Regions from separate parts of the Homo sapiens genome. Here region 2 is linked to region 1. A link is an interaction called in ENCODE POLR2A ChIA-PET data of the cell type or tissue named here. Cell type or tissue: GM12878. All regions are shown on one strand. Links, peaks and the distances in the headings refer to the core of each region. The heading gives the core; the rest is flanking DNA.

Evidence for each region. ChIA-PET counts read pairs that join two places held together with the same protein. Peaks named below come from ENCODE experiments on the same cell type or tissue, not always from the same donor. Only the 100,000 strongest peaks of a DNase experiment are listed, where the experiment ranks them.
Region 2: POLR2A ChIA-PET joins it to region 1 with 5 read pairs; 3 of 35 experiments call an interaction of 5 or more read pairs at or near these places.

The regions. Positions count from the first base shown.
Region 1 is chr11:119,612,227-119,619,306 of GRCh38, reverse strand. No RefSeq gene overlaps it. Among named protein-coding and RNA genes, the nearest start is that of NECTIN1-AS1, 94 kb to the left of the region's middle. RefSeq lists enhancers at 821-1,408, 2,589-3,178, 4,654-5,177. In GM12878, for the core only: no CTCF peak of the experiment used is centred there; a DNase peak (open chromatin) is centred at 3,596; H3K27me3 peaks cover 154 bases.
Region 2 is chr11:119,506,833-119,513,912 of GRCh38, reverse strand. No RefSeq gene overlaps it. Among named protein-coding and RNA genes, the nearest start is that of THY1, 87 kb to the right of the region's middle. RefSeq lists silencers at 2,556-2,745, 3,409-3,498. In GM12878, for the core only: no CTCF peak of the experiment used is centred there; DNase peaks (open chromatin) are centred at 1,342 and 3,632.

The DNA of each region.
Region 1 (7,080 bases), core at 787-5,786:
CAGATATGGTCAGATTGTCCTTGTTTGGCCAGTGTCACCAGCAGCTGTGTCCCCATTAGGGGGCCTGGGTGCCCAGGGAAGTTAAGAGGAGATAAGCTCCCTCTGTTCCTGTAGATCTCTGCCCACCTCACCTCTGATGAGATTGTTATATCCTTGCTATCTATAAAATAGGACATTATAATGTTTGTTAAAAAAAAAAAAAAAAGTAACTCCCAAATTTCTGAGTTTCCTGTGTGTTGGGGCTGGGGCTAAGAACTCTATGTACATCATCTAATTTAATTCTCAGTAACACAGATGATCTCTTGATGTCCCTTTAAAGCTTTGGGGTCACTTTCAGTATTCAGATAAAAACAGTTCCATGCCGTACAGTCTCCAAGATGCCTAAGAATTGCCAGGACCTGGCATTTTCATGATTTCCTCTCATTCTGATTTCCTCTTCTCTCTCAATCCTGTTCTGACTCTTGAGTTTATGCAATTTTTTGGGTTGTTTTTTGTTTTTGTTTGTTTTTTTCTTCTTGTTGACCTACAGAAGAGGAGATACCAAAACCAGACTTGGGAGACAGGGGGAGTCCAGGAAGGCTTCCTGGAAGAAGTGGCAGATGGGATCTGTCTCGTCCTGAATTTTCTCCCAAAATGTTACTAACCTATGGCAGAACTTGTAAGATAATTTTCCTAGAAGTTGGGGAATAGGAGGGACCTTCTTGAAGCCTAACAAGTGACTCGAAATTTAAAAATCAGACCTCTTGCTCTTGCCAGTTCCTCCTGAACCAGTCACATCTTCTGGGTTCTGTCTTCAGCCTCTGCACTCCAATCCCGTGGCTGACCCCCCTCTGCCATTTCCGGGTTCTCATTGCTTCCTGCTGAAATGGCTTTTGTCTTTGGAGAAGTTCAGCCCCATTCTTTGGCCTTCCCAGTTTCACTCTGGTGGGTAGAGAGCTTTATCTGACACAATCAATGGGTCATTTTCCGGAACAAAGATCCCTGTCTCCCTGGCAGCAATGAACGCCTTTCTCTAGAATACAAAAGCAGCTAGAGACACACACTTGACTCACAGCAATCGATGAGAAGCAGGGATCGCCATTTACATAAGAGGAGACTGAGGCATAGAGCAGGTAAGAAGTTTGCTGAGGCTGAGATCACAAAGCTGCTAAGTGCTGACATCTAGATTTGAAATAGGTCTGTGGGCTCCAGACTATCCCTCTTAACTGTGACACGAGCTTTCAAAGAGGTGAGGCTTGAGGAAAGCTTGGAGGGAGGGAACAGACAGACAGAGAAGCCCAAGGCATGAGGCAGAGCCCAAGACCTGCTGAGCCCATGGGAGTGAGCCGGGGCAACTGAGGCAGGGAGCCTGGGAGGAAGCCATCACTGAGGCGGGCAGGAGATCAGCGGGTGGACTGGAAAGCAAATTAGGAGGAAAACCTAAGGGGCGATTGGGTCAAATCAAACAGAAGGACTGAGTGTGGGGGCTGACAGAGAAGGAGGAATCAGGAGTCCTGTCCAGGTTTCTGACCAGCAACTGGAGAGATGCTTACTGAGACAGTGGCCATGCGGGAAGGCGGGAGGGGTGTTCAGAACGTGCTCAAGTTCACACATGTGGGGATGGAGATGCTCTTAAGCTGCTGGGCTGTTTCTCCTGAGACAAGCCCACACTGGAGCGGCCAGCAGCCTACAGATGGTAATTAAAGCCACAGGGAGGATGAGCTCACGCAGGGAGAACGCGTGGAGGGAGGAGGTGAGGACTGGGATCCACTCGAGAAGCACCCACAGCAAAGGGGGCGGGCGACCAGCGAAGGAAAGCAAGAAGCCAGCCAAGGCCAAAGCCACAGGCACCGGCGGGGTTCCGCCTGGGACCTGAGGCTGGACTTCCAAGCAGGCAGCGGCCCACATGGCCAAATGCCATGGGAGGCAGAAACGTCCTGAGAACAGCAGTTGGATTTAGAAGTGGTAAGGGGGTGGATTGGAGAGGGGACTTGGTGACTTTGTAGACCACTGGTGATGCCACTCAGAGGAAAAACACCTGGAAGACCACTTGCTTAAAAAAAAAAAAAAAAGTGAATGAGAGAGAACATCAGACAGCAAGGAACGCTAATCCTCCCAAGATACGAGTTGGGGGAGAAAAGATAAGACGTGATCTGAAGAGACAGCTGGGGCCAAGGGAGAGAGGGTTTTGTTTGTTTTGTTTTAAGTGGGAGAGTTGAGCCAGTGGCTGTGAGTGAAGAGGGGAGGTACAGAGCAGAGGTGAAGATTCAGGTGGAGGCAGAGATCGCGGCTCAGGAGCAGAAGGTCCCACCAGCCTCTCCTAAAGACACGCTCTGTCAAAAACATCCAAATCGATAGAAATCCACGAGAAGATCAGGGCCTGACCGTGAGCCATGGTCTCAGGAGGGTCAGAGTAGGAGTGAAAATGGCTTCTAGTGGAAGGAACAGCTAAGGGCTGGGGCAGCAGTTCTCAGGAAATACAGTGGCATCCTGTCCTTCTGGGCCACCCATGCCCCCTACCCCAGCACAGGGGCCACAGAGAAGCTCTCTGCCCACCCCCTGGAGGCTGCTTGTCTGGTCCTTGCACCACCCACATGGGCTGCCCCTGCTGGTTTAGCATGGGCCTGGGTTTCTCTCTCCTTATGCTCTCTGGGGCTTACCTGCATGCCTACAACTTCTACCTGAAGTCACCCTGTCCCCTGGCCTGGACATGGAGTATCCCAGCTCCTGGCTCCTCCATTCAGAGCAGAAGGTGTCCCAAAGCCCTCATATCCAAAGAAACTGAATTCTTCCTTGAGCCTGCCCTCCCCACAGCCACTGAAATGTGTCTGCAGACCCGGCTCCCCCAGCCTCTCTTCCACGTCCCCAGGCTCGGTGAGTTCCACCAGCGATCCTGTTCCTACACAATGACTACAACAGTGGCCGTGCACTGAGCCCATGCCACTCACTGATCCATTCCTTTGTTGAATACTCCTGGAGCACCTACCACGTGCCTGGTGCTTTACCGATTGCTGGGATGCAATGGGGAGCAAGTCAGATTTGTCCCTGCTCTTGTGTGGCTTGAAGCCTTCCATCTAGCATTGTGCTAGACACTGCTTGTGTTATCCTCTTTATCCGTACAGCAGCCCTGTGAGACAAGCATTACTACCACCATTTTAGAAAAGAAGAAATCAAGGCCCAACATGGTAAGAATTCCACAGCTTATAGAGAGCAGATCCTTAACCCACCATCCTGGGAGGCTCTGCTTCCTCCACCCAGGGTTGACTCAGCTTCTTTAAGCTCAGGTTCCCCAAGTTCTCTTCTAGAGTGACTCCTCTCCCCTCTTCACTCCACTGGAGGTAAGGGTGCATTGTTTGAGTCTGGAGACTGAGGTCTGAGGCCTGGCTCCTGGATCATGGCTGAGTAACCTGGAATGGACTATTTATTTCATGGCTCAAAGCCCAAGTCCCCTCCTTGGTAAAATGAGTAAGGATGATCCTCCAGGACCTGCCCTCCCCAGATAGGCGCTGGGGGGATTACATGAGGTCAGAGATGTGAAAGTGCTTTCAGAGGCACTCACAGGCAAGGGGTTATGCTTATGAAAACTTTCTCTAAGCGGAAGCCCTGGCATCAGCAAATTACATATTAACGTGTGTTGAGTCACCACACTTCCTGTCCCAAGCTGTTTATACTGGGAGTGCTTTGCTAGCTGTGTAATGAAAGGTTTTTCCTCTCCTAAAGGAATTTCAGGTGTCTCCTAGCAGGCAGAGGAAGGAATCAGGGGCCTTCCTTGCACCTCTGAAATCATAGCCCAGAAGGCTGAGACTAGCATTTGTTGAGCATTTAGTATATGCCAGGCACTGGGCTAAGCTCTTTGCACACAATACCTCATTTACTTCTCATAAACCCTTAAGATGAAAATACTATCCTTACTTCACAGATAAGAAAATGAATGTATCTGAAGCCACAAAGCTTTGAAGTGGTGAATTGAGGACTTAGAGCTAGGCCTGTCTGACTCCAAAACTCATGCTTTTCCCAGCCCTGCCCCGAATCCCTGCCAAAAGCGACCTCCTCCAACTGCAGCCTCAGCACCGACACTCTGATGCTCACTGGTGTGCCTCCTGCCCGCCTCTGCACCACACAAGGAGCTCTTTGAGGACAAGGACTATGTTGAACTCATCTTTGTATTTCCAGCCATCAGCACAGTGCCAGGGCCAGGGACGGCATCAACAAACATTCTGCTGAATGATTGAATGGTCAAAGAATAACTTTTTCTTAAGGACAAAATCGTGACTCTGATACCAATAACCTATGTCAAAAATTGTATTTAGTCCATTAATTCATGGGGGAACCAGTAAGATATTACAATTGGTTAAAAGAAAATCTCAAAGAACCTGAAATATAGCTCTCATGGTCTGCTCCAACTGCCATAAGAAAACACCATAGGCTGGTGGCTTCAACAAGGGAAATCTATTTCTCACAGTTCTGGACACTGGAAGTCCAAGATCAAGGTTCAGGTGTCTGATGGGGGCTCACTTCCTGGCTTGTGTGTCCTCTTGCTATGGCCTCACATGCCTTTTCCTCGTTGTGTTATTACCAGTTTTCTGTAACTTCCAGGGCTGTAAAATAGCTCAAAGACCATGAAGCCTGAAAAAAACCCAGAAGAGTATGCTAGACAAGACACCCAATCATCTTTTTGGTCCATTTCAAAGTCTTTCACAATTTTTCCCTATAGAACGCATCAATGAAAACAGCTGTCTGGGATGCCGCTGGGAGTGTCCACTCCCCCATCCACCCCCAATCCCACCTCTCTGGGGTTGCATTTTGTCATGCTTCTTTCATCACTCACTTCCATCAGACAGTGGGTGGTCCCACAGCTTGGGCCTGAGGCCTTTCAACTGCCAACCAACTCCACCCACAGTGATACTGACACCCCAGACTCACACTTACAACTGCCTATGCAGTATCTCCTTTGTCTAGAGTAAAGAAAGAAGGCCGCATTACAATGTCCTAAATGGAGGGGGCCTGTGACTCGGAACAGCCATGCAAGGGCACAGATGGGCTGGGAGGGAGAGCCCTACAGTGCGTGGACTCCCTTGCCACTCACATTGGCATTGGCCCATGAAGATCTTAGCCCAGGAAAGAGCGTGCCTGACACAGTCTTACAGGAAAGGGCATCCCCAGGCTGCCCAGACCTAAGGGCTTCTACACCAGCTAGCTGGGCACCATTGAAAAATTTAAGACCTCACCAGAAACTGCACCTGACAAGGGGCCGAGAGTGTAGGAGGAAGATCACGCATGAGAAGGAGGTTCCCACTGGAAAATCAATGGAAAGCAAACCCTGGGATGTCTAAATGCCAAGAAGAGTCCAGCTAGCTCATTGGAAAATTCAACCTTGACTTCAGATCCCTTGAAAATCCAACATTTGTTCTTAAAAAACAATTTCTGATGTCTTTTTCTGTCTTCCTTTTATGAAGGTCAAGTTCTACCTGCAGAATGGTGTTTGTGATGCAAGTCCACAGTGTTTATCTCTGGAATAACAGTGGGCACGAACTGGCCAAGACCCCCATCAGCCGCTGACAGCCTCACATCTCTAGCCTGCACTAGCAACAGCATCCAACTAGTTCGCTGGCCTCCAGTTTCACCCCTTAACCCATCCCACATGGATGCCAGAGTCAGCTTTCAAGATACATTTAGCCTTATCATTTTCCTACGTAAAGTATTTCATTGGCTTCTGATTGGCTGCCTGTAAGATAAAGGCCCGTGGTGTCCAAGGTGTTCCACAACTGCCCCCTGCTCACCTCCCAGCCTTGTCTTCATCACTCCCTGATCCCTTCTTTGGGCTCTAGCCTCACCAGCTGCTGGGAGTTCTCTGCATGCCCCAGGCCATTTCTCCCACCTTTACTCACACCCTTCTTCTGACCAGCTCCTGTCCCCTCAGAGATTGGTTCAGGGGTCTTCCCAGCACACATGCTCTCTCTCTGCTCCAGCGTGCCTCCGGGAATCACCACATCGCTCCTCTATGTTAACAGGTCTGCTCCTCCTTCCATGAGACAATGGGCTCCTTGAGAGCAAGCATTGTTTCCCATGCTGTTGACTGCTATCCCTGCAAAATGCATGTCCATCTAGAACCTGGGAATGTGACTTTAATTTGGAAATAGTGTCTTTGCAGATATGATCAGGGTTAAGATGAGTTCACACTGGATTAGAGTGGACCCTCACTCCAACGCAACTGGCATCCTTTTAAGAGGGAAATGTGGACTTAGCAGCACACGGGAGAATGTCATGTGAAGACAGAGACAGATTGGAGTGAGGCTCTACAAGCCTAGGCATGCCAGGGACTGCCAGAAGCCATCAGAAGCTGGGAGAGAGGTATGGGACAGATTCTTTTCTCGAACCTCAGAGGGAGCATGACTCTGCCGTCACCTTGATTCTGGGCTTCCAGCCTTCAGAGCTGCGAGAGAAGAAATGTCTGTTGCTTTAAGCCATGCCGTTTGTGGTAATTTGTTACTGCAGCCCTAGGAAATTCACAGGGTTCTCATCGGAGCCCCTAGCCTGGTGCTTGGTAAATGCTTTGAGTGAATTAATGGAAGGTCTTACAATACACTGCCTGCCTCACTCCCTGGCCTCAAATTGTAGCTGAGGAAGGGAAAGAAGACTTGGGGCAAGAGTACTCCCTCTGACCAAGGGAGACGGGCTCAGTCAACACATATTTATTACACACTTAGCAAGTGCAAACAGCTCTACCCCATGTAGTGAATCAGAAATGGCTCCCATCCTGACAGAAATGACCTAACGCCATGGATAACAGTATTAGTCCGTTTTCACACGCTATAAAGAACTGCCTGAGACTGGGTAATTTATAAAGAAAAGAGGCTTAATTGACTCACAGTTCAGTGTGGCTGGGGAGGCCTCAGGAAACTTACAATCATGGTGGAAGGAGAAGGGGAAGCAAGCACCTTCTTCACAAGGCAGCAGGAAGGAGAATGAACACAGATGCAACTACCAAACACTTATAAAACCATCAGATCTCGTGAGAACTCATTGTGAAAACGGCATAGGGGGAGCCGCCCTCATGATCCAATTACCTCCACCTTGTCTCTCCCTTGACATATAAGAGAT
Region 2 (7,080 bases), core at 846-5,845, 110 kb after region 1:
TAGAGGAGCTTATTTTAGGAGCCTTGGCTCTGAAAAGGCAGGAGACGGGGCCAGGTGTGCCTTGTCCCACAGGCATTTTTCACTTCTGGATCCACCCCTCCTCCCCCAGGAGGGCCCCTGAAGTTGGCAGAGGAACACATTGATAAGATTCCATGAACATGCAAGGGGACCACGTAGCTTTTAAGCACCACCATGGCCACTTTAATCTGTTTTCCCAAAGAGGTTTATGCCCCATCTGCTCACAGGGCCCCCAGCGCGGCCCTGCTCACCAGCCCCTGCTGTCAGCATCCTCGCGAGTGACACAGCTCAGCCTGCCAGCAGCAGCAGGGGCTTTAAAGGCAGAGAGAACGGAGGGCAAGTCCTGCTTTCCCCAGCTTGGAGCCTCAGTTTCCTCATCTCTTAGGCAGAGCTAATGATGCCTGCCCTGTAGGATTGTCTTAAGCATTTAAAAGCCTGTCACCAGCCTTCCTTCCAAGCCACCCTTGGCTGTTCTCTTCTCTAAGCCAAATCACCACACGGTTCACCAGCCATTTCCCCCTCAGTCGGGGAGGAGTGGAGTCATCTGGGGCTCTGATCTGAGTCCAGAGACGAGAGAAGCTGGCAAGAACCCCATCTCTGGGAAAGGCCAAGAGGAGATCCTGGGCGAGGGTGGGGAAGGTCTGTAGTTCTCGTGTCTGGGCGACTCAAGAGTGACAGCCCAGGAGATCCTGGAGGCACAGAGACACCAGGGCCTGGAAGAGCTAGCAGGCAGTTGGCAGGAGCCAGACCCCCTCTGCATCAGCAGGACCTGGGAAGAGCCTGCAGCTGCACTGGGCCCTTGGTGGGGAAACGGAGGCATTCTGGCAATAGGAGAGCTCTCCTTCTTAAGCAGCCTAAAAGAAGCTGATAACAGAGAATCCAAATGCCCAGGCTCCACCCACGCAAGCTCTCTCTGTGCTGTTAAAGAAAATAGTGCCATGGCAAGGCTACCAAGCCCGGCAACAGCTCTGCCTCCTGCACCCTCTCCATTTCCTCCTGAAAGATAAAGCCCAGCCTCAGGCCCCTCTCCCACAGGCTCCTCTCCCCAGCCTCTCCAGTCTGCTGTGGGCATCTTGGCTCCGAGACCTCCTAGCTTCTGTACCTTGCTTGGTGATGCCCTCTACCTACCTTAGCACCTGCCCAAGGCTACCCATCCCCCAAGGGGCACCTCAAGAGCCACCTCCTCCACGAAGCCCAGATACCCCCAGGGGACAGCTCTTCTCACTCCTCTGACCTCCTATGGGTCTCTCTGTCTCTCTTGCTTCTGCTCTGAGTATGCAGCTTGTATGAAAGTCACTTTCCTCCCCCATCCCCAGGGAGCCCTGGAGGGTGGGGCTGGGGCTGGTTACCCCTGTGTCCCCAGCACTCAGCTCAGAGCCTGGCAAACAATAGGTGCCTGGGAAACACCGTCACTAACCCATCACCGAGGAAACCCTGCTCTTTCTTCCCCTTCCTCCTCCTCCCTTGGTACAGGAGGTAGAGGCTGCAAAAGTTGTAAAACTAGGAGAGATGATCCAGGATCCAGGATTAAAGTGTGAGTGATGCCCTTGGCTGGGAGGCAGGAGATCGGTCCTAGTGACTTTGCTCCTGTGAAGCGGAAGATTTGAGGCCCTTTACCCCTGGATTTTAAAGCTCTTAAAGGCACCTCACTTTCTTATCACCTCACCCCCTTCTTCCTGCCAATTATAAGGCAAACATCTGCCCCTCATGGAGCTCCCTCCTCCCAGGCCTGCCCGCCCCTGCCCACCTCCCCACGCTCCCTCTCCCACCCAGCCTTGTGCAGGGAATGTAATTAGGCCTTTCCCCAGGACGGAACCCCCTCTGCACAGTTGTGCTGCCCGTCCGACAGGGGATAATTTATGGAAATGGGTAAAGGTGTTTTAAATTATTCAATTTAAATGTAAATAGGGGAGATGGTTTCTCTGAATAAATTGTCTTATTTATGTTCCGCCCGACTCCCCTCCCAGGGAAATAGGGAGCCCTTTGGAGACCTGAAGAACATGCCCTCCTTTCTCTTTAAATAATGTGGAAGCAGTCCATGCCCCTGTGGGGCGGTGATGTGGAGGCAGATATGTTCCCGCAACTGCTTTCCTAATTGGGGGTCACAGGACATGCCACGTGCTCAGCAGAGTCTGCTCAACAGAGACCTTGGGCAGAAGGGAAGCTCTGCCTCTCTTCCCTCTGCCCAAGGTCTCTTTCCATCCAAGTCCCTAGGGTGGCTGGCAGCTGGCTTCACACCTCCCTGACCAACTCCTTCATGCTCTGCGATGCTAACTGGCTGTGGGTCACCTATTCTTGGAGCATTTCTATCCTAAACAGGGTCCTTTAGACACAGGGCTGCCTTGAAAGGAAAGCCCGTCCCTGATGCATCTCAGACTCACATGCACCCATAGGAGGGCATTTGAGAACGGGCAGGGGGCCATCCTTTATTAGCCCCTCAGCATCAGCCAGATGCCAGTCTTGCCTTGGGGTTGGGGCCATCACACACACGAGCAAGCAGTGGTCCGGGTAGCTGTCGGGGGGTACTCAGAGACAAAACACCGAATATCCAAAACTCAAAGTGGCTCCGATCTTATGGAGCTCTGGAAACCTGCAGGTAGGGCAGAATTCAGGGCTGGTGTTGTCTGGAAGCCTGGCCCTGTTTCCCTGTGACGTGTGTGTGTGTGTGTGCATGTGTGTGTGTGCATGTGTGTGTGTGTGTGTATGTACGCTATCTATGACTAGATCAGAGATGGCTGGGGCAGTTAAGGGCCTTAGACTCACCCACAACAACATTCCGAGAAAACTAGATTAGAGCAACCTTCAAAAACTCTTTCAAAAGCGTAAAGATGTCTTCCTCCATCCCACCCCCAAAAATACCTGCTTGCATCTTATTGGCCCACTCTTGACCAATCGTTGGTAAGGAGAGAGGATTACTTTAGACCAAGCAGGTGGTTCAGGAGCTGGGATAAGACCAACTCCTTCCCTGAGACACACACCCTGAGGAGGGGTGCCAGAACAACAATAGGGTCTGTCAGGAAGGAGGAAATTCAGACTGGACACTGGGCTAAACAACATCCACCGTAGTAACAGTGGAGAAAGTGTGTAGAGATTGCTGAAATCAATATATGTTTTAATCATCAGCCATGTGTGCTTCAACCTTCCCCACTTGAGCTGGGTCAATTTCTTTTCACCCAATTCCAAGAGCCAGGCCTTTGCCCATTCGTCAAAGAGTAGAGAATCAGACCAATGGCCCAGATCACAGACTGGGTGGCAAGACTGGTCCAAATTAAGCTCAAAGAGCTGTCCAGAGGCCTCAAATCTTTCCTGGGATATCTGTAAGTAAAAGGACTGCTTGTCCAAGCCCCCTGATCATCACCACCCTCTCTGCCATTTATTCATTCATTCATTCGACATGTTATTCTGACTGTCTACCTTGTTCCAGGCATAGCTGAGTGCTGGAGGGTCACTGGTGAAAAAATAGACACATTTTCTGTTCTGTGGACTTTCCATCCTTGTAATGGACTTTATCATGTTTGTAGTCATTGGCTTGGCTGCCAGCATCCTTGCTACGTTCAGGAGTTTCCAGTCTTATGAGTCACACCTTCTGAAAGCAGAAAGCAGAAACTGGGTTACCCAGCCTCCATTGCAGCTGGAGCACAGCAGATGTCTCTGACTCCACCCATTGGCTTCACTCCCCAGAGACTCCTCTCTAGAAGGGAGGAGTTTGGGGAAGGAGACCATACCCAGAACCCATCATGCTGACAAGGGTGGTAAGAATGTGTCCAGCTTTGGGGGTTAGAAACGGTAGCAAGATTAAGTTCCTGGCCTGGAAGTGCAGTCAGTGGGGAGTGACAGTGGCAGCTGAAGCTGGTGAGGCAGCAGCAGCTGTGGTTTCCCCATCCATCTAGTTCTGTATGTCGTGGGCATCGTGCCTGGAAGCGTAGTCTTAAGTCTGGTTCTCCAGCCCTCCCTAACACTATTGATTACATGAGACACCCCATATTCTTCTAATAAATTCCTTTTCTGCTTAGCTGGTCTGAATCGGCTTCTATTGCCTAAAGCTATGAACCCTAGATGTCTCATTTCTTTTGGGCTTCTATAACAAAATACCATAGACTGGGTGGCTTATAAACAACAAAAATTTATTTCTCACAGTCCTGGACGCTGGGAAGGCCAAGACTGGGGCACAGCAGATTCAGTCTCTGGTGAGAGCCCTCTTTCATGTCCACAGACAGCACCTTCTAGCTGTGTCCTCACATTTTAGCAGGGGCAGAGCTCTCTGAGGACTCTTTCAAAAGGCACTAATGCCAATCACAAGGGCTCCACCCTCATGACCTAATCACCCTTCAAATACCATCATTTCCAAATACCATCACTTTGGGGGCCAAGATTTCAACGTAAGAATCTTGAGGGGAAACATTCAGACCATAGCACTGACTGCTGCAGAAGTGTGCCCCACCCTTGATGAGAATGACTCATTCTGAAGACTCACCCTGGGTGGCCCCTTGCCTGAATTCCCTCAAGCCCAGGCATTTTGCTCATTCCTCTTCCCCCCCACCCCCACCCCTTTTGGAGATATGGGGTCTCGCTCTATCACCCAGGCTGGAGTGCCATGGTGCGATCATAGCTCACTGCAGCCTCAAACTCCTGGGCTCAAGCATTCCTACCACCTCAGCCTCCCGAGTACCTGGGGCTAGAGGCACACGACACCACATCTGGCTTTTTGTGTGTGTAGAGACAGGGTCTCACTATGTTGCCCAGGCTGGTCTTGAACTCGAGCAATCCTCCATCATTAGCCTCTGAAAATGCCAGAATTACAGGCATGAGCCATCATGCCCAGCCTCATGCCTCGATCATGGCAGTGTGAACAGAGGCATAAACCTCTGTGTGAGTCTCCACCATCCCTCCACACTCCACACACACACACACACACACACACACACACACACACACACCTCTGAGCTCTCTGAGACCTGGGACCATGTCTCTTTCATTGGTAAATCCTCAAGTCTCCCCCTCCCCCTCCCCCTCCCTCTCCTTCTCCCTCTACCCACGGTCTCCCTCTCATGCGGAGCCGAAGCTGGACTGTACTGCTGCCATCTCGGCTCACTGCAACCTCCCTGCCTGATTCTCCTGCCTCAGTCTGCCGAATGCCTGCGATTGCAGGCACGCGCCGCCACGCCTGACTGGTTTGGGTGGAGACGGGGTTTTGCTGTGTTGGCCGGGCCGGTCTCCAGCCCCTAACCGCGAGTGATCCGCCAACCTCGGCCTCCCGAGGTGCCGGGATTGCAGACGGAGTCTGGTTCACTCAGTGCTCAATGGTGCCCAGGCTGGAGTGCAGTGGCGTGATCTCGGCTCACTACAACCTACACCTCCCAGCCGCCTGCCTTGGCCTCCCAAAGTGCCGAGATTGCAGCCTCTGCCTGGCCACCACCCCGTCTGGGAAGTGAGGAGTGTCTCTGCCTGGCCGCCCATCGTCTGGGATGTGAGGAGCCCCTCTGCCTGGCTGCCCAGTCTGGAAAGTGAGGAGCGTCTCCGCCCGGCCGCCATCCCATCTAGGAAGTGAGGAGCGCCTCTTCCCAGCCGCCATCACATCTAGGAAGTGAGGAGCGTCTCTGCCCGGCCGCCCATCGTCTGAGATGTGGGGAGCGCCTCTGCCCCACCGCCCCATCTGGGATGTGAGGAGCGCCTCTGCCCGGCCGAGACCCCGTCTGGGAGGTGAGGAGCGTCTCTGCCCGGCCGCCCCGTCTGAGAAGTGAGGAGCCCCTCCGCCCGGCAGCTGCCCCGTCTGAGAGGTGAGGAGCCTCTCCGCCCGGCAGCCACCCCATCTGGGAAGTGAGGAGCGTCTCTGCCCGGCAGCCACCCCGTCCGGGAGGGAGGTGGGGTGGGGTCAGCCCCCCGCCCGGCCAGCCGCCCCGTCCGGGAGGTGAGGGGCGCCTCTGCCCGGCCGCCCCTACTGGGAAGTGAGGAGCCCCTCAGCCCGGCCAGCCACCCCATCCGGGAGGGAGATGGGGGGTCAGCCCCCCCACCCGGCCAGCCGCCCCGTCCGGGAGGTAGGGGGATCAGCCCCCCGCCTGGCCAGCCGCCCCGTCCGGGAGGGAGGTGGGGGGGTCAGCCCTCCGCCCGGCCAGCCGCCCCGTCGGGGAGGTGAGGGGCGCCTCTGCCCGGCCGCCCCTACTGGGAAGTGAGGAGCCCCTCTGCCCGGCCAGCCGCCCCGTCCGGGAGGGAGGTGGGGGGGTCAGCCCCCCGCCCGGCCAGCCGCCCTGTCCGGGAGGGAGGTGGGGGGGGTCAGCCCCCCTGTCCGGGCAGCCGCCCCGTGCCGGGAGGTGAGGGGCGCCTCTGCCCGTCCGCCCCTACTGGGAAGTGAGGAGCCCCTCTGCCCGGCCACCACCCCGTCTGGGAGGTGTACCCAACAGCTCATTGAGAACGGGCCAGGATGACAATGGCGGCTTTGTGGAATAGAAAGGCGGGAAAGGTGGGGAAAAGATTGAGAAATCGGATGGTTGCCGTGTCTGTGTGGAAAGAAGTAGACATGGGAGACTTTTCATTTTGTTCTGCACTAAGAAAAATTCCTCTGCCTTGGGATCCTGTTGATCTGTGACCTTACCCCCAACCCTGTGCTCTCTGAAACATGTGCTGTGTCCACTCAGGGTTAAATGGATTAAGGGCGGTGCAAGATGTGCTTTGTTAAACAAATGCTTGAAGGCAGCATGCTCGTTAAGAGTCATCACCAATCCCTAATCTCAAGTAATCAGGGACACAAACACTGCGGAAGGCCGCAGGGTCCTCTGCCTAGGAAAACCAGAGACCTTTGTTCACTTGTTTATCTGCTGACCTTCCCTCCACTATTGTCCCATGACCCTGCCAAATACCCCTCTGTGAGAAACACCCAAGAATTATCAATAAAAAAATAAATTAAAAAAAATAAAAAATAAAAAATAAAATAAATAAATAAATAAATAAATAAATAAATAAAAGCCAGAATGACTGGATTTAGAGAGCTTCTGGATAGCTGAACACATGCAAGTTCCTGGAGGGCAGCTCGCCCAGGGAGGGCATGGGAGTTCTGTGCCCCTTCCC